Regions from separate parts of the Homo sapiens genome. Here all the other regions are linked to region 4. The links are chromatin loops, found by intact Hi-C in ENCODE. Cell type or tissue: heart left ventricle. All regions are shown on one strand. Links, peaks and the distances in the headings refer to the core of each region. The heading gives the core; the rest is flanking DNA. Region 1 overlaps ZEB1 (zinc finger E-box binding homeobox 1). Region 2 has its middle 63 kb from the start of MACORIS. Region 3 holds the start of MACORIS (macrophage enriched lincRNA repressor of IFN-gamma signaling). Region 4 has its middle 30 kb from the start of LINC02644.

Region 1 (7,471 bases), core at 1,325-6,324, 740 kb before region 4:
AATGTTACTGTGCCCAAAGTAAACACCTAAGGCATTATGCTTTTTCTTTCACTTTATTCGTTATTCTAATTACTGATATGTAGTAATCAACAATATAGTGCTACTAACAAATATTTTTAGATATCTGTCATCTTCCCTTGCTACCTCTACATTTATAGTGGGCTATCATACAGCATAGGTTCAGAATAAATATTTTGTATTATAAATAAATGCATACTTTTTGGACAAGCAAAAAGTATGTTTTATATTTTCAGGTACATTTTATTTATTATAATAGTGTATTAAGAACATGTGCATAAATGAAAGGCATGAAGAAGTTAAAAACTGTTCTTTTTCTAACTAGTAGCAGAGTATATGTCATAATTATGATCAGAATACTTATACAGTCACACCGAAATAGTGTACTTATCTGCACCCTAATCAAATTGCACTATGTTAGTCAAAAGTCTTGATTGAGATTTCTCTTAGGTTTGATTGTTAAATTGAGAAATAGAGCACTAATCAAGTAAAATCTTTGCATCCCATTATAGCATGTATTTCTTTTAAGTGCCTTGGATTATCACGTGGATTTATTCAGCAGATTTTCTTTACTCATTAACTTTCATACTAGTACATGAAGATGATCATATAGGAAAAACAGTTAAAATATGCACAAACCTCTTTAGATCAATGTAAAAAACACTGTTTTAAGTAGATGATGAGATTAACTTCTGCTGAAGTCTCATTTTACACTTTCCATCAGCAAAATGACAGTTTAAAAATTCTTGGTAAAGTGTTTACAAAGCTGTAGGATAAACACTAGTGTTTGCTAAGTGTCTGCAAACCTCTAGCACCCCCTTTTTCTCGCTTCAATGTGTCTCCTTAAACTAAAATAATAAACAGTATGCCAACTGGGTAATTATATGATGGTAATATAGTTACTGATTATTGTAAACCTATGTTCCTTATTCTTCTAAAATGAAAATCAAAACAGCCAGAGTTACTACCTCGTAAGATGGAATATGACATTGATATTAAAGGTAAAATGACATTTTTGGACACTGCTAATTTTTCTACTTATAACTATTTTAGGAACTGCAATTTGATTAATTTATTTGTTTCTTCATTTCTTCATCCCCCCTTGGGATAAATTCTAGGCTCTTTAGATGAGTATTTAACATACTTCAGAATCTACTCCCAGACCTATTTCCCACAATTTAAAAACTAGAAGTATATTTTTTTCCCTCATTATTGAGGCTGGAGTTTTGGTTGAGCAACTAAGACCATGGTGCCTAATGAAAACAGACAACATCCTAATGTTGGCCTTTAGCACTGCAAAAAAATGCTGCCTTGGGATAGGCTCCTTTCTGCATCAGCCGTGGACTAGCATGAGTGTGTCTGCAAACAGGCTGTGCTAAGTATTTTTCAAGCAGCAGTATCTCTCATGTGTTCTGATCTTACTTCTGGATTTAGGAATTAAAAGGGGAGTAAAGTAATAAAATCTACTTGTACATATTTTTTTCCTGTAAGACGTAATAATGTCAACAGATTAACTGGTTAACCTAAATGCAATTTTAAAAAGAACACTAGAATGCTCCTAAGGTTTTTGTTTATAGTATAAATTCTAAAGCAAATATGTAAGTGAGAAAAATGCCTGAGTAGTAAGACTTTGTTTTTTCAAAATGAAACATAATGGAAAAAGGTGGGCTAAAAAATAAGTCATGAAATATTACTCAGCAATAAAAAAGAACAAACTATTGATACAAGCAACAGCTCAGATGAATTTCCAAGAATTTATAGAGAATGAAAAAGTCAGTCTAAAAGGTTACATACTGTATGATTTCATTTATGTAACTTTCTTCAAATAACACAATTGTAAAGATGGAGATTAGTGGTTGCCAGGGGTAAGGAATGCGGCAAGGTAGAGGGACAGGGGTGAACATGTAATGGGAAACGAGAGCCTGTTAGTGACAGAACTGCTCTGTATCTTGACTGTATCAATGTCAATATGCTTGTTGTGACATTATATTATGTTACCATTGGAGGAAACTGGGTAAAGGGTACACAGGATTTCTCTGTATTATTTGTGAATCTATTATTATGTCAAAATAAAAAGTTTAATTTAAAAATAAGTCAAAGGCAAATATCTCAAATTTAGACCAAAAGAGCTTATGGCTTGTTCTTTTTAGTCATAAGATGAAATTCCTAGTAAATAAAAACAAGGATGGAAAATGTGATTCATTCTAATAAAAATCCAGAAGACTTACTATCATTTGCAGGATAACATAGTTTAAGCTGAAGGACTGATTATTTAGCATATGTGTTAAATTCAAAAACTTGTATTTTTTGAAATTCACACCCATGTGTTTCTAACCATTTCAAATATGTTCATGGGAATATCTTACTGCAACCTCTAAGAAGGCACAGTAAATGCCTAACTGAATCATATTTCCCTTTCCTGGTTTGTCTACTCCTCTTTGACACACATTCACACATGCCATGCACATTTATACCTGTATAGATACTCCTTGACTTATGATGAGGTTAAATATTGATAAACCCCGTTATAAATGGAAAATATCATGTCAAAATGCATTTAATACGCCGGTCCTACTGAACAACACAGTTCAGCCTAGTCTACCTTAATGCTCAGGACAATTACAGTATCCTACAATTGGGCAAAATCATCTAACATGAAGCCCATTTTATAATAAAGTATTAAAATCTCATATAATTTATTGAACACTATATTGAAAATGAGAAACGATTACATGGGTCCTTGGAGTGTGGTTTCTATTGAATACATATTTCTTTCACACCACTGTAAAGTTGAAAAGTCTTAAGTCAATGTTGTAAGTTGGGGACCTTCTCTATACCTTTCCTGAAGTTGCTCCCTCTGCCTAGAAAGCCGTTACCCAGTCCAAATGAGTAACTTCCACAGATTTTTAAAAGGCCAATTCACATCTCTCTCATTCTGTAAGTCATCGCTGAGCCAGCTTTCTGCTATTCCTACCCTATTCCCTGCTAAGGGAAAACTATCAAAAAAGCGAATGCCAACAGATTCCTAAATTCAGACCTGAATGTGTTCAAACTTTAGAGATGAAATGTTTCACTGTATACTTTTCCAGATAGTTTCATTTTCCTGCTCCTGTATCTTCCAATTTATAATATGTATGTGAATATTTGGGGTGTAACTGTATAGCAAAGTTAAAACAAATGCAACTCACAACCTCCATGAACACCCATTAACTTAGATAATGATTAAAAATATATACCTGAGGTCAGATCCAGTTAATATGGAGAATCCACAAACTGTTTATGTCTGCTACTGAATCTAGATAATAAAACTTGAGAATGAAGGAAACGGTTATTTAAAGACTCTAAAGGGTAAGTCACAGCAGGTGGACTGGAGAAGATGACATGACAAGAATTCAGAGTAGCACAGGGTGATTCCCCTTACCTTTTTCTTTCTTCTTCTTTTTTTAAAAGGTACCCCTGGCCTGGATTCAAGGGAGCTTAAAACCTGAAAGTGGGCCCTGGGGCATGGCAGTGAAGGCTCTAGGAGAATCCTTATAGTTTAGGCTCAAGGAGCAGGAAAAGTCTCAAAGAAGAGAAAAATTGCCCTTTTCTCCTTCATTCTCTTGCATCCTAGCCTTCAAGGTAGTAGCAGAGATAATGATAACTGCAAGAATTTAAAACTTTGAGGGAGGGAAAACTTCCTCTCCAGTAGGAGGAGCTGTGGCCCTAAGAGTACAATATAAACTCCACTGAGCTCTTTCTCTCCCTGTCTTCTTTCAGCTCTTCTACAGGCATAGATGCAGGAAGCATGTGGCAAAGTAGGGTAAATAAAGTCCCAGAGTTTTGGCTAGAGGACTGAAAAGCAGAGTCTCCAGGAACTCAAAGTACTGAGATCATGAAAGAGAGAGGCTCAGGAAAGTGACCTCATAAGGCTGTTTATGAACTCTTGGGTTTATGCTCAAACTTCTCATGTGTGAATCTGATCACAGACTGTGAGAAACTAAGTATAGACAGACAATTACCCATGTTCTAGATTGGACCCTGGGTGGTACATGAAGGACAGATCTGAACAGCATTTCAAAGGCTTTGAAAAGTGAACCAGTTGTGGAATCAAAACCTATATACTGGCTGGAGACTGCATCCCGAATACAACTGGATAAATTGCCTGTTAAGCAAAAAATATCAAAATTCTCGATAGGATTTAAATAAGACGAAGTATTAGTCTTATTTAACTTATTAATCTCACAACATAATACTTGAAATATCCAGAATATAATCTCAAATTACTTGGCATGTGAAGAATCAGAAAAAGTCTCAAGTCACATAGGAAAAGATGATCAAAAAATGGCAACATTGGGAAAAAAAGATGTTAGAATTATTAAACTAAGACATTAAGACAACTATTATAAAAATGCTCCAAGAAGTAAGGGTAAACACTGTTGAAAAGAATGGAAAGATAGAATGTCTCAGCAAATGGAAGATATTTAAATAAAAACTAAAAGAAAATTTTAGAACTAAACATACAGTAACCAAAGTTTAAAAATCACTGGATGGGCTTAATAGTAAAATGGAGATAAGAGAGCAAAGACTGGTGAACTTGACAGTACATCAATGGAAACTATCCACTTTGAATAAGACAGAGTAAAAATATTTATTAAAAAATAAAGAGTCTCAGGATAATGCAGGACAATAATAAAATATCTAACTTTCATGTCACTGGAGTCCCAGAAGGAAAAGAGCTGTAGTGCAGAAAAAAAACTGAATAATGTTTAAAAATTTCCCAAATTTAGTGAAAGACATAAACCAACAGATTTAAGAACTGAACCTCAAATAGTAACCTCCTAACCCCCCAAATCTAGGCTCGAACCCATCAATCAAACACTAGGCTCAAATCCATCAATCAAACTAGTTTAAAAAAATACTAAAAAGAGCCAGAGGAAATAATATATAATTATAGGGGATCAATGGACTACAGAGTTATAATCAGAAATCATAGATTCCATAAGAAAGTGGAACATGTTTAAAACAAAAAATATCTGTCAGCTCAAAATTCTAAATTCAATAAGAATATCCTTTAAAAAACGAAGGTAAAATAAAGACATTCTCAGATAAAAAGTATAGTTCATTGCTGGCAGATCTGTTCTAAAAGAATTACTAAAGGAAGACTGTCATAAAGAAGGTGAAATGAGGGACACTTGGAATGTCGGGAATAAAAGAAGAAGAGAAATGATGTAGTACATATAAAAACTATAAAATAAAGGAGGGAGAATAACAAGACTTACATGAAAGATTTATACAATCCACTTGGCAGGGTAAAAGATTGATTCTAAATAGACTGTGAAAAGTTAGGATGTACATTCTAATCCATAGAGCAACCACTAAAAGAAATCTATACAAAGATACATAGTCAAAACTAAATTAAAATGGAATACTAAAAAATATTCAAATGATCCAAAACAAGGCAGAAAAAGAGGACCAGAAGAGTGAAAATACAGAGAGAAAAACAAAAAACAAATAATAAAATGATAAACCCAAATCCAAACATAAAACATTTTATGAAATATAAATGGCCTAAACAAACCAATTAAGGGCAGAGATGATCAGAATAGACCAAAAATAATAAAAAAAATCCCCATTAATATCCTATCTACAAAAATTTCTTCAATTATAATTACATAGTTTAAAAGTAAAAGGATAAAAAATTCTATCATGAAAAATTATATCATTAACCAGAAGAAAGCTAGCGTGATTATAGTAATATCAGACAAAGTAGACTTCAGTGATAAGAAAATTATCAGAGATCAAGAAAAACATTGCATAATGATAAGAGGGTCAATTTGCCAAGAAAACAGAGAGATCTTAAATGTGTATGCCTTTAACAACAGAGCTTTAAAATAAGCAAAGCAAAAATGAACAGAACAAAAAGTAGAGACAAATCTACAATATTCTTGCAGGCTTCTAATACTCCTCTTGCATTAACTGACAGAACAAGTAGACAAAAAATTAGCAAGGATATAGAAGAACCAGGCAACATTAACAACTAGATCCAAATAACATTTATAGATTTATAGAACACACCCCAATGACGAAATTCACATTCTTTTCAAATGTACACAAAATATTCATGTAGACACACCACTTCCAAGATCATAAAACAAAACAAATTTTAAAGGATTTAAATTCTATAAAGTATGTTCTATGATCATAATGACCAGATGTCAATAGGAAAAAGATAAGAAAATCTCCAAAACACTGGAAATTAATAAACTGATTTAGAGAGAATCTATGGATCAAAAAGGGAAATAAAAAACATCAAAATCTGTGGAGTGTCCCTAAAACACTGTATAGAGGGGAATTTATAGCATTAAATGCTTGTGCTAGAAAAGAAGGTCTCAGATCAAAATTCTGAATTGTGTATTAAAACAACAGTAAACAAGGAGCAAAATAAACCCAAAGCAAGCAGAAAGAAGTAATAAAAATCAAAAAGCAATAAAATTAAAAAAAAAAACAGTGAGACAAAAAGCTGGTTCTTTGTAAAGATCAATGCAATGGACAAAACTGTAGTAGGATCGGTAAGCAAAAAAAGAAGCCACAAATTGCTACTATCAGGAATGAAAAGAGAATACCACTGTAGAACCAGCAGATATTAGAAGGATATAAAGGAATGCTCTGAACAATTGTGTAAACATAAACCTAAAGAAGTGAAATAAGTAAATTCCTTGAAAATCAGACACTAAACACATCCAAGATGAATACAAAACCTGAATATTCCTGTAAATATTTTTAAATTGAATTAGAAAATCTTCCTCCTAAGCAAAACAAAACTCCAGGACCAACTTTCACTTGCAAATTTTATCAGATATTTAAAGAAGAAATAACACCAATTTAAATATTTTTTTTAAGGCCAGGATTATTCTAATACCAAAACCATAGGACAATAGTACGAAGAAAATAAAAGAAAAAGAAAAAGAAAAAAAATTATAGACTAACATACCTTATGAACATCGACACAAAAATCTTCAACAAAATATTAGCAATATACAAAAAGAAAATGATAAAGTGAGGCTTTTCAGAGAATAAAGCCTGATTCAATATTTGAAATTGATTAGTGCATTCCTCCATATTCACAGATTAAAGTAAAACCATATGATCATTTCAATTGATGCAGAAAAAGCATTTGAAAAAAAGCAACATTTATTCATGATGAAAACTTGCAGCGAACCAGGAATAGAAGGGAAGTTACTCAATTTGATAAAGCGTATCTACAAGAAACCTACAGTTAACATTACACTTAAAGGAGAAAGACTATGCTTTCTTCTCAAGATTAAGAAAAAGCCAAGAATGTCCGTTATCACCTCTCTTGATGTCTTGCAATAAGTCAATAAAAGAATTACAGGCATACACATTAGAAAGGAAGAAATAAAAATGTCCCTATTTGCAGAAAACAAGACTGTCTACATAGGCAATGAACTGG
Region 2 (7,471 bases), core at 790-5,789, 1.0 Mb before region 4:
ACCTCATCTCCTACCAAATCTTGGAGAAGATCGGATCTCATTTGCTCAGACGTGGTCTGGGGACATTTGGGTTTGAGGCCCTCCCTGGGCTGTGGGATGCAATACAAAAAGTAGGTGGGTGGGGCCCCCAGGTGCTTCCCTGAGCCTCTGCTGTCACCAGCTCCAGGTCAACATGAATTGCTGAGTACCGCCAGACATGTCTTGGCGGGCGCAAGGGGTGGGCCTTGGGACAAGAGTCCACGACATGGCCCTGCAATGGCCTGCTGACCGGCCAAAGCTTTAGCAGTGCAGCCTAGGGGGAGGCACACAGGATTGGCAGCCAGACACACCTGTGTTCGCTGGGCCTCTGCTTTCCGACTTCCTGGCTGTGAGACCTCAGGCAAGTTGCTTATTTAACCTCACTGAGACTCAGTTTCCTCACCTGTGAAAATGAAGAGGAAAGAATGTACCCCATAGGGGCTGTTGATAGGATTAAAAGAGAGAATGTGTGCAATTGTCTTATCTGAGAATCAAGACATGGCAGCTGAAATAAAGAATGTTGTAATTTTCTTATCTCCTTGGCTCAATATTTTTTTTTTGTTTAAAATTAGAGAAAAGGGCTCTCTTTGTCACCCAGGTGGGAGAGCAGTGGTGCAATTAGAGCTCACTGAGGTCTCAAACTCCTGGGCTCAGGTGATCCTCCCACCTCAGCCTCTTGAGTAGCTGGGACTATAGGCGTGTGCCACCATGCCTGGCTAATTTTTTTAAAAAATTACTTTTTGTAGAGTTGAGGCCTAACTCTGTTGCCCAGACTGGTCTCGAACTCCTGGCCTCAAATCCTCTTGCCGTCACCCAAAGTGTTGGGATTATAGCTGGGGGTCACTGCACCTGGCCTGGCCCAAGACTTTGATCTGAGAAAAAGAAGACACTCAGGGGCCACATAGGCTGAAAGAACCCATGGCCGGGCAAGGTGTCTCATGCCTATAATCCCAGCACCTTGGGAGGCTGAGGCAGGTGGATCACCTGAGGTCAGCAGTTTGAGATCAGCCTGGCCAACAAGGCAAAACCACGTCTCTACTAAAAATACAAAAATTAGCCATGTGGTGGCTCACGCCTATAATCCCAGCACTTTGGGAGGCTGAGGCAGGTGGATCACCTGAGGTCAGGAGTCCGAGACCATCCTGGCCAACATGGAGAAACCCCATCTCTACTAAAAATACAAAAATTAGCTGAGTGTGGTGGCCCATGCCTGTAACCCCAGTTACTTGGGAGGCTGAGGCAGGAGAATTGACTGAACGTGGGAGGTGGAGGTTGCAGTGAACCAAGGTCGTGCTACTGCACTCCAGTCTGGGTAACAGAGCAAGACTCTGTCTCAAAAAACAAACAAACAAACAACAACAACAACAAAAACCAAAAACAAACTCAGTGCTGGTCTTAGCAGTAGGGCCAGTAAAAACCTTACCTATGAGATGTGTGTCTAATGGGAAGGGAACCCCAGGGTGTGGTGGATGACAGACAGCTCAGGGATCCTAGTTGGTTCCCTAACTCTTCTAGGGTCTCCTCCTGCTCTCCCTTGGCACTGATGTGTCTCAATCTGGGAGGCAGGAGGAGGAGAGGAACATGGGATTCTGAATGGCCATAGTCAAGGTCAGGCAGTCTGTCCTGGCCACCTCAGGGATAGACCCTAGGCTCCTGTCAGGCCTCGTAAGACTTGTTGACATAGAAGAGAGAGGCCACGTGCACTAAACAGCATTGGCAAGAAACCAAAGAAAGCTCTACATTCAATGGAGGTATGGAGTGGAGGGGCTCAGGACCTGCAGGCTGAGCAGCACCAGGGAGAATACAAAGTCTGGGGTCTTGCTCTGTCGCCCAGGCTGGAGTGCAGTGGTGGAATCATAGCTCACTGCAGCCTCAAACTCCTGGCCTCAAGCAGTCCTCTTGCCTCAGTCCTCCCGAGTAGCTGGGACTACAGGTGCATGCCACCATGCCTGGCTAATGGCCTCCGGCCAATGGCTTCACGTTGCCCAGATGCTAGATGAGTCTATTTCTATTTAGCATGTGATTCTCCCCGCCTGACATGAGAACCCAAACCCCACCCTCTGGTATGTGAGGAGGACAGGACACAAAGTCTTGTGAGGTTCTCTTGGAGGTCATTGCTTAAGCCCAGGCTGTCAGAAAGTCTGCTCTGGGACAAAGTTGGAGGCTGGGAAATGTGCCTTCTGGCTTGGACTTTCTTATCCCCTCCCTGGCTTCTGGTGCCCAGCCAGTTTCCAGACAGCCTACAGCCCACCTGGACTGCTCTCAGGGAGCTGAGGCCTGACTCAGCCTCTTGTTCATTGCTCCCCTATCTGGACACAGTCATCTCTGCTGGCGCATTCACGCCGAGGGCCAGATGTGTTCTCTCGCTCTTCCGGGATGAAGTGTGTACCCTGACTTAGTCCATTTCATGTTGTTATAAAGGAATCCCAGAGACTGTGTAAGTTATGAAGGAAAAAGGCATAATTGGCTCACAGTGTAGATATCTGGAAAAGTTCAAGACTGGGCATCTGACGAGGGCCTCAGGCTGCTCCACTCACGGCAGAAAGTGAAGGGGAGCTGTTGCATGCAGAGATTGCATAGTGGGAGAAACCAGGGAGGCCAGGCTCTTTTAACAATCCACTCCCCAGGAACTACGGTGAGAACTCACTCACCCCCAAGGGGAGTGCACTCATCTATTTGAGGATCCACCCCGATGGCCCCAACACTTTCCACCAGTCCCCACCTCCACCATTGGGGATTGCATTTCAACATGAAGTTTGGAGGGGACAAACATTACAACCTTAGCAACCCCACACCCACTTAACCCAAAGGGGTGCTAAATTAGCACAGGTGATGACAGGCATGAAGTATTGTTAGATAAACATTTTGATTTGCCTCCTGTCATTTATATGAATAAATGTCACGTGCATGTACATGTGTGCGCACCCTACACTTTTTAGATAAAATAGCATTTCCTATATATCCTGGTTTCGAACCTGACTTTTTCCGTTTAATATATTGTAAATGTTTTCCCATGTGCTTATAGTCTTCCATAACACAATTTTAAATGACTCTAAAGGATTGCCTTGTGACCCTCAAAGTGAGGCACATGCCAGACAATCCACTGGGTGAGGGAAGGAAATATTACAACTTCCTTTCATCTTTATTTTTATCTAAAAACAAGGCAGAAATGAAGCTTTATTACTTTCTAATACCCGGCCTCCGTTCTGGTCGGCCTGCACATGTGGTGCCTGTGTGGTCCTGCAGGGGGCAGAGGGTTGACAGTGGCACCTGCACATTTCTGTTTGTTCTGCATATTGCAATTTACTGCAGCTTCTAAGTGTTTGGTTAAAGAGATTATATTAACTAATAACCTTCACAAAATAGACAGGTGGCTTAATTTCTAGCTAAGAAAATGCAGACTGTAGGCTGCAAAACGTGAGAGGTTGGGAGTGGGGTGAGGGTTGAAAAATTACCTATTGGGTACAATGTTCACTATTCAGGTGATGGGTTCACTAAAAGCCCAGACTCCACCACTACGCAATATATGCATGGAAGAAATCTACATTTTCATTTTGGGAGGTTGAGGCAGGTGGATCACTTGAGGTCAGGAGTTCCCGACTAGCCTGGTCAACATAGTGAAACCCTGTCTATACTAAAAATACAAAAATCAGCCAGGTGTGGTGGCACACACCTGTAATACCAGCTACTCGGGAGTCTGAGGCAGGAGAATCACTTAACCTGGGAGGAAGAGGTTTCAGTGAGCTGAGATTGCGCCACTGCACTCCAACCTGAGTGACAGAGTGAGACTCTGTCTCGAAAAAAAGAAAAAGAAATCTGCACTTGTATTGCCTAAATATATAAAAATAAAAAACTGCAGAGCACGAAAAGAGAACGAGAAAATGGCTGAGTGGATTCTTTTTCAGATTCCATTGTGAACTCATCATCATTCTTGTTAGATGAGAAAACAACAGTATAATCAGATTTGAAAAGGAGTCAGCCAGAAATATATTAACATTTGAGAAGATTATGTGAATCATAGGTATACAGTCATTTCATTCATGATGGCCTTACCCTAAGTGCATATTGTACCTTGAGGTATAAGCTAATGAGAGTATCGCCATAGGCAAGACAGTTAAACAATTAACAATGAAAATATAAAGACAAATCTCAACATCCTTTCACTGATGTTGAAAGTCATGCAATCTTTCAGCCCCTAAACATTTTTACTAAACTATTGATAATAAATGTTTAGAAGCTTAAAGGTCACATCACATGGTAAAACTGGCCAAAATAACACATGAAACAAATATGGGGAAGAATTTAAATACAGCATTTCATTGCAAAATACTATTGAAGGCCAGGCGAAGTGGCTTACACCTGTAATCCCAGCACTTTAGAAGGCTGCGGCAGGAGGATCGCTTGAGCCCAGGAGTTTGACACCAGCCGGGGCAACATAGTAAGACATTGTCTCTACAAAAAATAAAAAATTAGCTTTGTGTGGGGGCGCATGCCTGTGGTCCCAGCTACTCAGAAGGCTGAGGTGGGAGGATCCCTTGAGCCTGGGAGGCCAAGGCTGCAGTGAGCTGTGACTGCACCACTGCATTCCAGCCTGGGCAACAGAGTGAAACCCTGTCTCAAAAATGAAATGAGCCCAGGCGCGATGACTCATGCCTGTAATCCCAACACTTTGGGAGGCCAAGGCGGGTGGATCGCCTGAGGTCAGGAGTTCGAGATCAGCCTGGCCAACATGGTGAAACTCCTTCTGTACTAAAAATACAAAAAATTAGCTGGGCCTGGTGGCAGATGCCTGTAATCCCAGCTACTCGGGAGGCTGAGGCAGGGGAGAGAATCTCTTGAACCCAGGAGGCAGAGGTTGCAGTTAGGCGAGATTGCGCCACTGCACTCCAGCCTGGGTAACAAGAGTGAAACTCCATCTCAAAAATAATAATAATAAAAGAAATGAAATAAAATACTATGAAGATATGTGGAAAGCAGTTGCTGAATATCTGAAGAAATAAATACTAGAATACATAATATAGTCTGGGAGTTTCATCATGTAGTTGGATGGAAGTACACATATTTCCAACATGACTCAGTTATGACATTTGCTGAAATCTGTCTCAAAAATGAAATATACTTTTTATGTTTTCATAAGTCACTACAGGAAGGATAATTGAAGGACATATATTCTCAATAGTGAATGATGTCTTCACAATTTTTTTTAAAACATGTAAGTATAAGTGCAGCTAAGAGCCAACTTTGACTGCAGTAAGAAGGTTCTTGAACATTGTGGTGGAGCTGACTATGTAGCACCTTGGACAAAGTCACTGTCACCAGACCCGGGCTGTCCTGGTTCAAGTTCCAGTGCTGCTGCTTGCTAGCTATGTGACCTTGGGCAATTCACCACCTTCCCTGTGTCTCAGTTTCCTTGTCTGTGAAATGGGATAATAATTGTATCCATATGAGGGGTAGTTGTGAAAATTAAATGAATCAATATATGTAAAGCACTTAAACTCTGCCTGGCACACAGTAAGTGCTCAACAAATATTAGCTAATAATGTAAATCGCACTTGAAATTTATTCACAGGCAAACTACTGTAGCAGATTTGTTTGTTTGTTTGTTTGAGACGAAATTTCGAACTTGTTGCCCAGGCTGGAGTGCAATGGCACAATCTCCGCCCACTGCAACCTCTGCCTCCTGGGTTCAAGTGATTCTCCAGCCTCAGCCTCCTGAGTAGCTGGGATTATAGGTTCTTGCCACCATGCTTGGCTAATTTTTTTATTTTTAGTAGAGACGGGGTTTCACCATGTTGAATTACATAAATTACACACCCAACCTTTGTGTAGATAAATGATTTTTTTGCTTATTCCTTATGTCCTTAAAAATATGATAAATATTCTGCCATATATTAAAAGTTTTGTTTTCTAAACTGAACCACCTCACTGATAGTATAGAGCTATCACTTCCAGCTTCAAATTTTCTGCTATGGGCCAGGTGCAGTGGCTCACACCTGTAATCCCAGCACTTTGGAGATGGAGGCGGGTGGATCACCTGAGGTCAGGGGTTCAAGACCAGTCTGGCCAATATGGTGAAACCCTTCTCTACTAAAAATACAAAAAATTAGCCAGGCATGGTGGCGGGTGCCTGTAATCCTAGCTACTCGGGACGCTGACGCAAGAGGATCGCTTGAACCTGGGAGGCGGAGGTTGCAGTGAGCCAAGATCGTGCCATCACACTCCAGCCTGGGTGACAAAGTGACACTCCATCTCAAAAACAAAACAAAACAAAACAAAACAAAAAACCAACAAAACAAACAAGATTATGTCCTTTGCAGGGACATGGATGGAGCTGGAGGCTATTATCTTTAGTAAACTAACCCAGGAACAGAAAATCAAATACTGCATGTTCTCACTTATAAGTGGGAGCTAAATGACGAGAACACGTGCACACACAGAGGAGAACAACACACACTGGGGCCTATTGGAGAGTGAAGGGTGGGAAGAGGAAGAGGATCAGGAAAAATAACTAATGGACACTAGGCTTAACACCTGGGTAATGAAATAATCCGCACAACAAACCCTCATGACACAAGTTTACCTGCATAACAAAACTGCTCATGTGCCCCTGAACTTAAAATAAAAGTTAAATTTTTAAAAAGGAAAAAAATAAAATAAAATGTGTAAACAGAATTTTCTGACTAGTTTAAAGATCTTCTAATGAAAATTTTAGTATTTTGTATGCATTAAATATAAAAAATGTAAGACCTCTTGGTTGACATCATAGAAGTAGAAAATTTACTTAGCTTAATTTCAATAAAAATTTCTGTATACTTAGTAAATGAGAATGAGAAATTAATTTATTGATTTATTAACTGTGCCCAATTATGCCTTTCCTCTATTTGTATCTGTGTCTTTATAAAAGATTGTTTTGAATTATAACAACTATTATAACCAGGAATGGAAATATATTGAACTTTCAGTTGTATTATAATGTTAAACTAAGACTTTAAGAAATGATTGATTAAATCCAAAATCACACGGCTCTTTTTAAACCAAAATATTTCTGAAGTATTAATGAATAAAACAGAGCAAATTTAAAATATTGCTTAAAATTTCCATATCATGTGTTTTGTATTGCATCTGAAACTTTTAGTTTGATAGTACCTACATATCATTTATTAAAAGTAAATGACTATTTATTAGGGTGTAAGCAAACATTATTTTTGATGGGAGTATGTGACTATGGACTCAAAATACAAGAGACCACTTGATCCCCAATTAGTAGGCACTGAGGTTGTTTCCAATTTTTTAACTTTTTCAAATGATGTAGGGAGCATCTTATGTAGAAGTTATTTGCTGCATTACTGCTGATTTTCTGGGGACAGCTTCCTAGAAGTGAGCATGCTTAATCCAAGAGTATGCTCATTGTAAGGGAATATTTTATTTTTATTTATTTAGTTAGTTTACAAAT
Region 3 (7,471 bases), core at 983-5,982, 960 kb before region 4:
CCCAAGTGATTCACTTGCCTTGGCCTCCCAGAGGGCTGGGATTCCAGGTGGTTGCTCTGAAGATTGGCTCTTTATATTGATTTTCAGTAGTTGGCCATGATGTGCCTTGGTGTGATTTTCTTCTCATTCATCTTGCTTAGGATTTTCTGAGTTCCTTGAATTGATTTGGAGGAAATATTGGCCATTATCTCTTCAACTATTTTTCTTTCCTCTTCTTTCTGCCCTCTCCTGGGACTCCAGTCACACGTATGTGGAACTGCTTAATATTTGATATTGTCTCACAGATCTCGGGTTCTTTGTTCTGTTGTTTTCACTTGTTTTTTCTCTTTATTTCAAATTGAAAAAAATTCTATTGACCTGTCTGTAAGTTTACCGATTCCTTCCTTTGCAAGTCCAGTGTCCCACTAAGTTTATCAGTTGAGTTCATTTCTAATATTGCACTAAAAAATTTCTAGCATTTCCATTTGATTCTTTCATAGCTTCCATGTCTCTATAAATTTCCTGTCTCTTCATGTATGTTTTCCGTGTTCCTACTAGATTCTTTAGCATTCCTACCATAGCTTTTTAAAAATCTTTGGCAATTCCAAAATCTGAATCAGAGACAATCTGTCTACTTCTACTGACTATTTCTACTCTTGATCTTAAATTACATTTTCATCATTCTTCATGTGTCTTGTAATTTTTGATTGATGCCAGCTATTTTGTATAAAAGAATAATAAAGAGTGAAGTAAATAATAGTTACCTCCAGGAAGGGTTACTAGAGTCGGGGACTGGGTTAAAATTTGTGTGGTTGGGTATGGATTTTTATTGCAGCTTTATTTTGATTTGGTTCACCAATAGATGCAAATATTTTAAGAGCATAATCAAGACTTTCCTTTCTCTGGGCCTTGGCAGTGTGAGTACTGGTAAAGTTCTGGAGAATTCTTAGTTCTTTATAGCTGAGCTTCCAGCTTTCTGAGCTTTACAGCTTGACCACCTTATTACCAGCATTTTGAGTTGTAGGCATTCTCTTTGCTTTCTGGTCTTGCCGCAGGCTTTTTGTACCTGGGAAGATCTCTGTCTGCCTGAAATTTCTGGAGCAATTTCTCTCAGCTGTCCTTCTCTGCCTTCTTCTCTTGGTAGCCAAAAGTCCACAGTGCCTCATGTTGATTTTTCTTGACTTTCCTACTCCACTCCCCTACCTTCATAGGTTAGCTGCCTTGAACTTGGTGGAGAACTCACACATCTCAGGCAGTATCTCTCTCACTTCTCCTGCCTTGCCTCCCAGCCTTTGGCACACTGCTCCTGAGAACCTCTTGAAATCTGTGGAAGGCATTACTGGAGGGGAGCACCCTAATTCTGTGCATGGGACACTAATCTATAGAATGCCAGTCCATACATAGTTGTTAAAATTTTTTAGAGATTCAGCTGGTTTCTCCTTGTCCTCAATTATCAAAGATTCTTCCTCCTCCTGACACTTTAGCAGTGCAGGGGTAAGAGCAGCTGTAGGAATCTTATCTCCTACAAATAGTTTGTCATTTTTGGGAGTTGAATTCATTTAGGTTACTTTGCATCCTCAGTTCTCTTTGGGGTTCAGAAAACCTATTGTTTAGTTTATCCAGGTTGTTTTGGCTGTTAGGATGAGAGCAAGGATTTCTTGGAATTTTTTATATCGTAACGTGAAGCAAAACTCAACATAAAATAATTCATTATCATCACCACCCAAATCTTTTATCTTTTAATTTACTTTATCTGCTATGGATACATCATAGATCCATTAAAGCATCTCATGGCAATTTTTTTGTCAATAATTTATGTATTTGTAGTTTTTTACTTTATGTATACTGTTATCATATCTGGTGAATATTCCAGATTATTTTGCTCACAAAACAATAGATTGAATACATAAATCCCCAAATGGCTTTTTGGCACACCCCTAAACAAACAAACAAAAACATGCAAAAATAAATAATTACATGTAAATCCAGTTAATTTGACCTTTGTGAATGTAAAACTGTTGTTTTGATTTTTTGATTTACTGATTTGCTTTAAATTCTACTTCTGCTATATTAATATTGCCGATTTTCTTTTCTCTTTGCTCATGTTTCTTCTTATTTTTGGCTACTGCAATCCTTTTATATTTAGTATGTTTGGGCCATTTTGTGTTAGATATAACTCTTTTTGTTTTGTTTTATTTTGTTTTTTTTTTTTAGACGGAGTCTCACTCTGTTGCCCAGGCTGGAGAGCAGTGGCATGATCTTGGCTCACTGCAACCTCCACCCACCAGGTTCAAGGGATTCTGATTCTCCTGCCTCAGTCTCCCAAATAGCTGGGATTACAGACACATGCCACCATGCTCAGCTATTTTGTATTTTTAGTAGAGATGGGATTTCACCATGTTGGCCAGGCTGATCTTGAACTCCTGACCTCAAAAGATCTGCCCACCTCAGCCTCCCAAAGTGCTGGGATTACAGGTGTGAGCTACCACACTTGGCTTGTTTTAGATATAACTCTTGTAAGCAGAAAATTGAAGTTTGCTTTTTCAGTTCAATCTGAGGCTTTGGAGAAATATAAGCCATTTATATTTATTGCTATAATTTGATGCTTAGTATGACTTTTTATTTACACACTTATCAAATATTTATTGAATATTTTTCTTAAAGCAAAAACATGAACAAAGTAAAAGTCTTTGTCTTTTGGCAAAAGTCTAGTAAATTATGAGTCCACTAATAATAGTTTTATTCAGGGAAAAGGAAAGCGTGATAATGAGAGAACTGACTCTGACAAAAACTGATTTTAAGTTCTAATCTATTATTCAATTGAATTTATATAAGAATGCAAAATATGAGTATCTTATTTTTTATGGTTACATAAAGGATTTTTTTTCTTTTTCAAGTGATATGTTGTGGTATATATGACATCTAAAGGAGTTTTCTTGAATTCTCTATCCACAGTACCATGTTTCTGGAAGAATAATTTTATCTTTGTAGCCGCTTTGGATCATTTCAATTTGATTTCAATATAATTTTTGCTTACAGACTGGGGATAAGGATAAGACATGTTATAGAATACTATTTTGTAGACCAATTAACTGTTTCTACTCTAGAAGGGGATCATCTGTTTTAAGTGAACAAAAAAGAATTTCCATCCAATAGTTAAAAAGTTTTTTTATTCTTTGGGGTCTGAGGAGAGAAAATTTTAAATAGACTACTTTAGCTTTTTTTCACCTCTGGAAATAGAGGAAGTTGTCTTTTATAAACCTCTGGCTGGCTAGGTTAAACATGTAAGGCCTAGAAGAAGATGGTTTCTGCTATAGCCTTGCTTAGGGTGGGAAAAGGATTTTGAGCAGTGGATCTGTCACTGTCTGTAAGAAGGGATGAAGGAGAATACCATCTGCTTGGACTTTTTGACAGAAAGCCAAGGATAAGTAAATGTTGCAGATCTGAGGTCCTATCTTCTGATGGACTCACAGAAGCTAGTGGGGATAGTGGGCCTGGAATTCCAACCTCAAGGCCCAGGACTCTGCTGCATTTTGCAGCTGGAGTGGGAGTTGGCAGAACTCAATTTCTTTGCTGAGAGCAAGTAGCAGTTCAGACAAGAAAAAGGACCTGGATTTCCTCAAGTCTGTAGCAGAGTCAGCTTTTTCTGGATTAAATTGATCCCCTTTCTCCCCATTCCCTACCTCCACATGGCCTTCAGACAGGCATGGTTGCTGACCTTCCTTACCCTCCTCAACCCCTCTACCCTGTGGACCTAGGGTCACTTGGGTATTATATTATACATAAACCTAATAGACAGCCAGCACAGGAGCCTGCACCAATTTAGAGCTCACAGTCATAGCATGACCATATGTCCCAGTTTGCCTGGGACAGTCACCATCTACACCTGTCGTTCTGGCATCGTTATTAATAGCTCTCCTTTTCACTCTCATCGGTGTCCAGGTTTAGACAATAAATTATATGGTTACTCTAACTTTTCATCTGAGACAAGGCACATTCTTTGGTTTATACTGACACCTGTAGGCATACAAAATGGCTTGGGAGAAATGGAAAAGTGGAAGGCTCTCCCTTTCCTCAGTCTCTGGGATTGCCTCCAGACTCTGCTGAGAACCCCAATTATTTGGTGTGATTCTAGAAAGGGGCAATGGAGGGGGAAGATTTCTCCTTGAGGCTGCTACACACTCTGCCACCATAAATGTCCAGGGTTCTACAAACACTTAATACTCCAGAAAGGATGTTTTGACCACTCCTGTTGGTGACAGGAGTCACCATCAGTTTCAGGTCAAACTATGAGACCCCATGGCTGCGTGAGCTTTGTAGATGTTCTCTGGATGGGAGATACAGCCATGCATGGCCCGCCCTTGGGGATCAGCAGTTGTCTGCAAAATGCAGGAAAAGCATCATGTGGACGACATAGGACTACGAGCCAGGGGATTTTCACAGCTGGAGAGGCTTACAAGGAGGCTCGAGCTGGTCAGTTTCAAGGTTTCTGGGCCTGCGTGTTGGAAATTAGGTCACCCTTAGTCTGCCTTGACAAAGAAGACACAGGACATTGGAGGGTGATGTGAGATGCAGTACACGAGGGTCTTACCCTCTCATCTCCCCCGGGTTCCATCACGACACCTGGACTCCAATCTGAACATCAGAAACAATACAAAGCACTTTTAAAAAATTAAATTCAGAGGTCGGGACAGCTTGGGCAGGACTAATTTGTGTGCTTGGCTGTCACAGTGATGGATTTGAGACAGATTAACCCTTGGGCTCCTGGGCCCAGCAGCCTGGGATTGGGTGGGGGGGTGCATTTTCCCTGCATGAAATTACCTTTGTGTAGGGCCCTCTGTCCCAGCAGATGCTGCTCCCTTCTGTTCCCTCACACCCCTGGGCCAACTGTTGTAAACCCCAGAAGAGTGAAAAGAAGCAATTGCCAAGATAAGAAAGCAGGCTTGCAACTGTGTTTGTCCTACTCCGAGTCATTCGGGGTAGGAAAGGGAAACACAGGATGTCTGACTTCCAGGTATTCTTGTAGGTTTTTACGGGGGCTTTTGTTTTTGTCTTTTCTTATTCTTATATTTTTTTAAGACAGCCCTGTGTGGTGAAGTCTCTAGTAAGATAGAAACCTAGGGCTTCACCAGTTCCCTCTGAAAAGGGTTTGAACTGGATTCTCTCAGACTCCCTGTGAGAAAATCCCAGCCATGCCCCCTGACCCTTGTCTTGGGGCTGTGGGGGCTGGGCTGGCTGCCTTCTGGCTGACACTCTCGGAGCAAGCAGACCATAATGAGTCAATTCTCTGCTGTCTGCTATTTAAAACAACGGGTTCCTTCCTGTTTCCTACGCGCTGACTGAGGCGTCTTCTGTGTTAGAAAAAAAAAAGAAACTCAGGAATAAAGTGCCTCCTCTCACAATGAATGGGCTACACATTTCGGCCCGCAGTGACACAAAAGCTCCTAACTGTTTCATCTGTACAGATGGCTCTCATTTGGTGTTGGTGGCATGACTCTGTGAGGTAATTTCCCACATACTTGGTCCATTTAACTGGAGGAGGGTAAAAACCTCCTCTAAGCCAAGTTAGAATCCTCCAAGAAATAGAATTGCTCTTAGCCCTGAGTGTGAAATTTTTGCAGAAGTCCCTGAATTGCAGATGTTCCCTCCAAGAGGGAAGGAGGGAGAGTGCGCAATCTCCCTGGTCTGAAGTGAGAACGGCCTATGCTCTCACTCTTTGTTCCCCTCCCCAGGGAAATCCAGTTACCCACTGGGAGTGAGCTGCCCCCTAACCCCGCATGACCCTGTTCCCCGGGAGGGGCAGCCTGGGGAGTGACAGGCATGACCTCGATGGTGGGCCAGGGGCCTCCTCAGGTGAGTCTTGACCTAACTTTGGCTCTTTCTCTATTTCTCAAACTAAGTGGGAGGGATGTTCAGAGGGAAGCCAGGTTCCCTTGGTTATGCAACACTTGAGTTGCAAATTTCAGTAGCAATATAGAAGGCAAAGCAGTTCTGGCTTTCTTAGCGACACCACCCAGCTTCCGGGTCCAGAGGGACACTAAGATGATTATCTCTCTGTGTGCACAGCTCGGTGACGCTGGGGGCCCAGGCTTCCTGGGGGAGACAGACCAGCCTTAAGAATGCTCAGGAATTGCTGGGACGTTGGTTCATTCACTCATGCAGCAAATGTACTGGTCCCTGGCACCAGCTGCAGATGCAGAAGATGAGCACGTCATGGCTCCCTCCTGCAAGAGCTGTCAGTTTTTGGATGGTGGGAATGTAAGAGACACATCAGGGAAGCAGGTTTCATGGAGGAGGTGCTGTTGGGCCAGGTCCTGAAGAGAAGGGCTAGGACTATGTTAGGCTGAAAGGGAGGATGACATTCCCAACAGAGGGAATAATAGGAGGAAAAGCACAGAAGACATATACATGTGGTATGTTTAATAAATGTAACAAGCATCAGTGTCATGTCTCAAGTGCAAATGTTGGCACTCTGTCAGGGACTGCACGTGTGAATAACTAGATGGGCGTGGCCAGAGTATGGTGTATATGTATGTGTGTGTGTGTGTGTGTACATGTGTGTGTATGCGTGTAGCAGGAGGCCTGTGAAGGGGTATAGGACCAGAGGCTTGAAAAGACATGCTAGAATCAGACTGAGAAAAGTCTGTTAGCAAAAGGAAGCCCAAAAAGAAGCTTTAAAAAGCTCAAGATCTACAAGAGTTGGTTGGTTCGAATGAGATAATCAGGCTTGTATCTTCAAGTGCTCATCCTGGATAACATCTGGGGAAGGGGTTGGGAGGGTGCAGTGGGCAGGAGGCTAAGGACTAAGTAGGAGTACTGGAGATGGGGACACCCCCTTTGTGCTTGGGGGTGGCATGGGGAAGGGGAGGAGGCCCCCGCTGGAGTGGCAGGAACGATATTGGAGCACTTACTGAGGTGCTGAACTTTGGAGCAGCTCATCCAGGGAAAGAAAGTGAGTTCATTGTTGTGAATTTGGGCTTCCAGAGGGACAGCAGGACCAAGCCCATATTGCAGGGCTGTCAGGCTTTGCAAACCCACGGATAGGCATGTAGAACCCCCGAGACAGGGAAAGATCCTGCATGAATGAGAGGAAGGCCAGGAAGGAAGCGGAGATGGAAGAGATCAGTGCCTAGGGCCCAGCAGGAAAACAGGTGGCCAACCAGAGAGCTGGAATGGGGAGCAGAGGGATGGGGGAGCCTGGGGTCTGCAGCAGTGAGAGGTGGGCACAGAGCCAGCCTGGGGGGTGAATGGCACAGGACACTAGAGAGGCAGGACGGGCCTCATGACTACTGCCACACATTCCTTCTGCCTCTTGGCTTGGGTTTGGAGAGACAAGACTCAAGAGCTGGTGGAGGTTGGCAGTGTGGAAGGCAGAGGCTTGGAGACCAAATTGGGATGAGGAGAGAGACATGGGTTCCCTGACACCCTCACCCAAACTCAAACCCCAAGGCCAGCTCCACAGCCCATGCCTGAGCTTCAGCTCCTGAATTCA
Region 4 (7,471 bases), core at 1,694-6,693:
ATACAGGGACCTTAGAGATCATCCACTCCAATGTCTTCATTTAACAGGAAACTGAGTGGCTCACACCCATAATCCTGGCACTTTGGGAGTGCAAAGTGGGAAGACCAGTTGACACCAGGAGTTTGAGAGCAGCCTAGTCAACATAGTGAGACACCATCTCTACAAAAACAAAAAAATTTTAAAAATTAGCCAAGTATGGTGATGTGCACATGTGGTGCCAGCTACTCGGGTGGCTGAAGCAAGACGATCACTTGAGCCCAGGAGGTCAAGGCTGCAGTGAGCTGTGGTCACACCACTGCACTCCAGCTGGGCAATGGAGCAAGACCCTGTCTCAAAAAAAAAAAAAAGATAAAAAGAAGAAATTGAGGTAACACTATTTACTGGCCTATGCTGGACTGGAACTTAGATTCATCACTTCTTAGAACTCTGACTGTTGGTGTAGGTTCTGGCCAAGGTAACTGGGAAATTAATAACATGAGCGGCCTCTTTGAAGCTTAGAGCCTGGAGAGTTCTCAAGCCTTTCTGACGGCTCCATCATTTCTTCCCTTTAGACTTGCTGTTTGCTTTACCGATTGCCTTCTTCCATAACATGCTAATGCTGCCTTCATTTTGAGGAGTCCCACAAGGCTCTCTAGACTTGGCTGGGCCCTCTTGGTGTACAGTCAGATTTCTGCATCTGGCTAAAACCCACCTGCTGTCTGTGCCTGGTTCCCAAATGCCCTAGCATTAAGTAGGGAGGAGTTCTTCCCCCAAAGTGGGCTAGAGGCAGTCAGTGGCCAGCCCTGCACAGCTGGGATTCATTCAGCAGGAGCCTGAGGCAGGCGGGCCCCACCCTAAGTGGAAACTTGTTCTCTGTCAAATACAAGCCAATGGCATCTGCCCCACACCTTCTTTACACGAAATGTTCTCTCGGCTTCTTTGGAAAGTAACTTTACACTAGCCCATCCAAGCTGAGGCAAGGAGTTGAAATCTTAGGATAGGCCCACTGGGAAGCAGGAACAAAAATTAAACAGCTCAAGATATTATCCTTTTTACCCATTCCAACGCTGATTACACGGCCTCCAGCTGGAATGTGGAGCATGAACCGTGTAGCACAGACTCAACAGCTGGAATTTATAAATGGACCCCATATTAACCCATCGATTCCAGGAGCTGGGATTTCCTGAACCCAAAGCAGTAATTTTGCAATTTTTTTACCTTTCCTTTCCATCCTTTAAGGAAGCAGGGAATGTGTGTGGGCAGAGAGGTCAATCTGGGTAGCAACAGATTACCTTTCCATGTGCTTTGTGCAGTGAACTTAGGAGCTCGGAGAGAAAGGAAAATGAAATTAGAACAGCCCACTTGTGTATTGTTCCTGGCTCGCAGAAGGAGGCCTCTGTGGTCCTAACTTTGCTTCTAGCCTTTGGAAAACAAAACCCTGACTAACATTGACCCTCATCACCCCTCCTTGAAGGGATGAAATAAACAGGGGGATCTTGGCCTGGAGAGGTGGTATTCTCCATCTCCCAGGAGGAGCACAGGGATGGAGGCACCAGGAGAGCGAAGTTCTCCTTTCAGATGGGCCCAGCACAGGCCACCGCAGAGGAACAAGAGTCAGTGGGTACATGGGCTGGGGGTGGGCTGTGGGGCTGGGTGTTAGAATAGTCCGGAACATAGCAGGTGGACTTCTCACCCCCTGTCTCTGTCAGCCTAATGTTCCTCTTGCCCCTTCTTCAGAGAGCTGCGTGGAGCTCACCCCAGGAACTGGCTGATGGTGAGAATATTAAATGAAACCAAACTTCAGCAAGGTGGAAGGTGAATTCCCACCCTCACCAGTTAATCTGCTTCCACATCTGCTAAACAGCTGCATCACCCCTGGCTCACGGGATCCCGGGGAGGGTAGGTGAGGGAACACACCAGACACTCCCAACCCAGGGTGGGCACAGGGTCCAGGCCATGGCAGCACCTAGAGCCAGGAAGGAACATGTGCATCTCCAGCTGAAATTTCCCTACTAAAGCTCCCACCGGGTACATACAGGTTAGTTAAATGGCTGGTGAACAATCCCACGGGCATTTCTCAGTAAGTTGCGAATGTGGCTCGAAGCTCCGTGGGCAGAGCCCTGTGCACACAGGCACTTGTATTTTGCCTCCTTTGACTTCCCTGTGGCTTTCCTGGCCACTCTACCTCGCCTCCTGTGGATCCCTGTCCTGGTCCAGGAGGTGTGAGGCCTCTGTTTTCAGCAAGCTCACCAGTTAAAAGGGACTGCCCGTGAGACACTGGTGACTCCCCTCCAAAGCCCAGAAGAGCAGGTGAGGCACCCAGGATTTGAGAGTTTACAGTAGGGGCCACAGTACTGGCCTTGTGGAGTAAGAGGGTCGGGGAGGAGTGGTTCTCTCGCAATGGATGGGGCCTTTCTAGACATTTAACTGGGGTCTTAGGGTTGCCGTACCCACATGTGTGAGAGGTCACAGCTATCTGGAGATAAGGACAAAGGGGAGTGTGGTGAACCCCATCTTCTGGCTGCAAGCCTGGAATAAGGAGGAGGGAGAACTGTAAATTCCCTGGGGAGGGTGTGCGATCAGGGCCAATGATTTTAAAGAACATATCCTCTGAAACAGGAGCCCCGGGGTGCTGATACAGAGAGGAGAAAGAAGAGTGTGCTGCCATATTTTATCTTCTGTACATTATGCCCTTGGCAGCCCAGGGAGCAAATGGGAAACCTGTCTTAAAAAAAATGTGAATAAGAAAAGGAAGGCAGGAAATCTAATGCTCTTTCCCTTAGATCTGTCTTTCATTTGCTTATAAGCACCTTAAAGACAACCCAGATTTATTTAGAAGACCAGGATGATATATAAAGAGGTAGAAAAGCAGGTAGGAAACTAGCAGGCTTGCCAATGACACAGAGGAAATCAGAGGTTGTCGCCGCTGCTGGGGGCTTTGCTTCAGGCCTGCAGGGATGGACTCCATCTCTCTGTGGGGACACGAGACAGCAGAGGAGACTCCCCAGAAGATGGAAGGCCGGCCACAGCATCGACACCCAAATGTCGATAAATCAGACACCGGGGCCCGCACCCTCATCACCAGGCTTAGCACACGGCTGCAGGTAAAGCCCGTGAACTTGACATCGGCACTGTTAGGAGAGCTGCTCTGATCGTGAATACAAAGGAAAGGTAGAGAATATTGAATTTCTGATTAAGCCACTGCTAGATGCTTACCAGGCCCGCTCTGATTTCTCCTGGGCCACGGATCATTTTTATGACTGGTGAAAAAATGATTATTCTCTCCATCACATTGCTTCTGCAAAAAAGGGCTCAGCCTGCAGCGAGTCTAGCCCCATCCTGCAGTGAGCGGGAGGTGGGAGGTGGGCTGGGTGACTGCAGGTGCTTTGTGCTCCGTGGTGGCTCCAGGGCTTCCCAACAAAGCCAGACCAGGGAACGCTGTGGATGCAGGCAGCCAGGGCCTTGGCTTCTCTCTGGCCTGGCTGGGGTGGGCAGGGTCTGGCTGAACAGGTAGAGGGGTGATGACCACTGTGCCACTCTGTGTGGTCTGTAATTGGCATTGAGCCTGCCCATCAGGGACAGCTCTGCCCACGCCGCCCAGTCCCACAGAGGAAGGCGCAGCCACCCAACCTGTTCTGGGAGGAGGAAATAAAAAGCCCTAGTCTGTACCAAGGAATCACCCATTTTTTCCTTAGCAGAAGCCAGGCTCTCTTCCTAGCAAGCGTCCAATCAATCTCTGAGGCTGCCTGCAGGCTAAGAGGCAGGGCCTCATTTGAGCTGTGTTTGGAGTGATAAGGGGCTGCTTGCTGTTTGATAAGCGGATGGGCAGGCACCTTCCTAAATGGGCGTCTGTCAGAGCATATTCCAGTCCTGCTGTCCCTCTGGCGCTGCCACTAGACCCAAGGGCAGTAGAAGCCGCCGGCTGCCCGCTGGGGCCAGATAATGCCGGCACTGTGCTGCAGTCACATTTAATTTTCGTGAGCTGTCACATCTCATGGGTCCTCAGCCTTGGGAAGGCTCTGCTGCCTGGAGAAGATCTCAGCCTGGCCTCCACAGTCCCCCTTCTGGGCAACAAATGGGTCCAGCTCCTGACTCCTTCTTGGAGCCAACAGCTCGCTGAGGGAAGTCAGAGGGACTGCCAGCCCACAGGCTCACTGCGCCTTCCTCAGTCTACAATTTCATCTGCAGAATGACCAAGGGGCAGCCTGAAACGAAGAAAAGACCTAGGAAGGGGCTTTTAAAAGCCGACACAAGCTCCATGGGCCTTGGCACTGTCTCCCAGAAAGCAGAGCTTCCTGGTACCTGCTCCCCCTTCCCGCCCTGCAGTTTTCTTCCTCTGGTTTTGTAATCTCTGTTAATTGCCAAGGCACTTTTTGTTGGATGTGACTTCATTGTGGACATAAGGCTCTGTCAATTCGTCAAGTGGGGTCCAAGCCAAATAGTTTTCTGATCAACTGCATCCTCCAGCGAGCTCTGGCCCAGCTTGACACAAACAGGCATTTCTTTCCCCTCGCACAGCCCCAGCTCTCTGTCCGAGCCTGCGGCCTCCTCTGCTGGTGGCCTGTCTCTATGGCATGCAGGAAGTGCGTGCCCATTGGGCCATATGTACCTATAGGAGATGTAATCTCAGAGGTTTTAATGCACATTTTTTTCTTGGCACTCCGAAATAACTGATGATGGAAAATAAATTCAGAGAATTCGTCCAGCTGGTCCTACTTCACTTCCTAACACTTGCTTTCCTAAGCTGAGCTACCAAAATTTGAGCAGCCTGGGTCTGCGAGCCACTTCTGTGCACCGGTGGTTTGGAGGCATCCTCAGCAAAGAGGAGCCGCTCGCCTCTGCTTTGCATGGGGCACAACTTCCCAAGATCTGTGAATGTGCTTTGTCCTTTTAGGTCGATTTTCTCTGCTTGTTTCTTTTGCTCAGGGCTCTTCCGGAGATGGTGCCTTGAGCATGGAGCCTGGTACCCAGCAACTGTAAATACTTCTGGAAAAATGTGTTCACAACTCAGCCAATGGTTTGCGGCCACGTGGGAGAAAGATCTAGTCTACTGAAATATTGCAAAAACAAAAAGGACATGCTTCTGTCTTACAGCGCACTGGCAGAATCACCAGTTTCTCTCAAAAGTTGTCCAATCTGGGACCTCACACACAGATGGCTTATTACTTTCTGAACTCTGCCAGCAACTCACTGGCATGTCCACACTGGAAATGCTGAGAACATCTTCCCAAACACACGTTGGGTTGAAATTCTCACAGGTGAACAATGGGACCGACACATGTGCACCAAGCAACGACATGTAGAATAAAAATAGACCAATGACCTGCACACGGCGAGGGTTTTTTCAGTTTTCTCTCAGGCTGGATTTCCTGAGGAGTAGGAGTGTAAAAGCTGTGGGTATTTGCTGCCTGCCTCAGGAAGTCCTGACTCCCCAAATAGTGGTTACAGCAAACACCTCTGCACTCTCATTCTCAGAACCCAGAAGAAGCCGAATCCAGGACTCATTTGCTTGTTGTCTTTGGAGGGCTTGTGGGAAAAGAACAATGGCTTCTGTGATACTTGGCCAGGCTTAAGGAGAAGTCATTGGCCACAGCTTCTGAGCAGAGCTGGACTCAGAGATGGACCTGGGGCAGGGCTTTGCATGCAACTGCCTCACTGAGCCCTTAATTGCCACCAAGCTTTGCATACATAGCACCTTTCCTTGGTGACTTAGTTTGTTGTCCCACCAGAAGTACTGGTGGAAAGCAGAGAAGGCACCTTCTTCAGGTCACAGGAGAACTGTATTGTTCTAGATGAATTTCTCACACCAGGATTCCTGCACATCTACCAGGCAGGTCTCCAACACCCCCACACCCCCAGGACCCTGTGAGGACCAGCCCTGCTGAGCCTTCAGAGCCTGACTTTGTCTTGCATAAGATTCAGGCTCCTCTGACGGCTCCCCAAGTTCTGAGTCCCCTGTCCCCACGCCCATCCAGCTTCATTTCCCCTCTTCCACAGCAGACCCCTCTGTCCTCATCGCGCCCCTCTGTCCATCTTCATTGCACATTGTTCCTTCAGCTGCAACACCTTACATGGTCTTCCCTCTGTTGTATCTCCCCTTCAGCCTGCAGGATCCGGGCCACATTCCATCTCCTTCATTCAACCATCTTGTCTAGCCTGAATTTCATCACAAATGCCCCCTTTTCTGAACTCCTACAGCATTTATGTATCAAATAGAACTTGCTAGTATTTTTGCCTCTGCAACTCTGTAACAACTCCTTTGAGGAGAGGGAGGTACAGTGGTGATAGGGGGTGAGCCATCTGCAGGTGGGGGCTCTGGGGCTCTGGGGGTCCAGCCGTGGCCTCCCTGCTCCTCATTAGCTGTTGAACAAATCACCCCCGCCCAGTGATTCTCAGCTTGGGGGCAATTTGTTCCCCTAGAAGACTATAGAGACCAGAGACTTTTCTGGTTGTCACAACCGGGATGGCGCTACTGGCCTTGGAGGCCAGGGATGCTGTAAAACGTCCTGCAATGCATAGGACAGCTCCCTATAACAGAAAGATTTTTCAGCCCCAAATGTCAATGGTGAGAACCCTGCCCTACATTATCTGCTGATCTCCTCACCTGTAAAAAGAAGAAGGGTATGAAAAAATAAACTGAGAAAAAAATGTGTGAAAGCAGAGGAAAACTGAAAACACTGAAAATGCTATATCCACTGAAGCTATTTATATTAGACTTCTTGCTCTTGACACCCCTGTAACAGTATTTCTTCATTTGTGGAGTAGGGTTAGTGGGATGATGGCCGGAACACCGAATGAAGGCTCATTGTGGGTGATCTCATTTGATCCTCAGAGAAGCCCAACTGCATTGGCACCAGCATAGGCCCTGCTTTTCTACAGAGAAGACGGGCGTCAAGCCACACAGAGGCAGCTCAAGGGCACACACTCAGGCAGTGGTGGAGCAGGAGTTTCTTAGTTCCCACTGTGATCAATGGTTGCATCATCTCAAGACAGTGCATGGAAAAGCATTGGAAAACGTTGGAATGCTGTACACGTGTGGTTGCAGTTGCACATCTGTGACCCCGTCCTGATAGCATGATGTCATACGTGCCTTGGAGATTCAGCGAATGCCTGGAGATTAATTAAATGTGAATTACAGCCAGGCACGGTGGCTCATGTCTGTAATCCCAGCACTTTGGGAGGCAGAGGTGGATGGATCACTTGAGGCCTGGAGTTCAAGAACAGCCTGGGCAACAAAGCAAGATGTCATCTCTACAAATAATTTTAAAAATTAGATGGGCATGGTGAGCACCTATAGTCCTAGCTACTTGGGAGGCTGAGATGGGAGGATCACTTGAGTCCAAGAGTTCGAGGTTGCAGTGAGCTGTAATCGCAACATTTCATTCTAGCCTGGGCAAAAGAGTGAGACCCTGTCTTTTAAAAGGCACAGGGGAGGGTGGGAGTAGGGAATTACTATATTGAGTTAAGAGAGGCTGAAAACTGTGAGGCTGCT

The links. A loop is a pair of places that touch in the nucleus more often than their neighbours do. Peaks named below come from ENCODE experiments on the same cell type or tissue, not always from the same donor. Only the 100,000 strongest peaks of a DNase experiment are listed, where the experiment ranks them.
Region 1: a loop joins it to region 4, with 3.0 times the contacts of the local background. A loop is called at or near these places in 12 of 110 quality-filtered maps.
Region 2: it touches region 4 in a loop (2.2-fold over the local background); 4 of 110 quality-filtered maps call a loop at or near these places.
Region 3: a loop joins it to region 4, with 1.9 times the contacts of the local background. A loop is called at or near these places in 3 of 110 quality-filtered maps.

The regions. Positions count from the first base shown.
Region 1 is chr10:31,487,554-31,495,024 of GRCh38, reverse strand. All of the region lies in intron 2 of ZEB1 (zinc finger E-box binding homeobox 1), which reads right to left. Among named protein-coding and RNA genes, the nearest start is that of ZEB1, 170 kb to the right of the region's middle. RefSeq lists an enhancer at 3,599-3,718. In heart left ventricle, for the core only: a CTCF peak has its summit at 3,710 (motif pointing right); no DNase peak of the experiment used is centred there.
Region 2 is chr10:31,766,288-31,773,758 of GRCh38, reverse strand. No RefSeq gene overlaps it. Among named protein-coding and RNA genes, the nearest start is that of MACORIS, 63 kb to the right of the region's middle. In heart left ventricle, for the core only: a CTCF peak has its summit at 3,260 (motif pointing right); DNase peaks (open chromatin) are centred at 2,271 and 3,255.
Region 3 is chr10:31,705,667-31,713,137 of GRCh38, reverse strand. It overlaps MACORIS (macrophage enriched lincRNA repressor of IFN-gamma signaling), which reads left to right and starts at 5,691. Exons shown (of 2, transcript NR_184023.1): 1 at 5,691-5,832. RefSeq lists an enhancer at 5,253-5,442. In heart left ventricle, for the core only: a CTCF peak has its summit at 3,997; DNase peaks (open chromatin) are centred at 4,385, 5,207 and 5,767; H3K4me3 peaks cover 1,447 bases; H3K27ac peaks cover 3,077 bases.
Region 4 is chr10:30,749,106-30,756,576 of GRCh38, reverse strand. No RefSeq gene overlaps it. Among named protein-coding and RNA genes, the nearest start is that of LINC02644, 30 kb to the right of the region's middle. RefSeq lists silencers at 1,744-1,843, 4,418-4,467 and an enhancer at 5,202-5,261. In heart left ventricle, for the core only: CTCF peaks have their summits at 4,336 and 4,540; a DNase peak (open chromatin) is centred at 4,496; H3K27ac peaks cover 880 bases.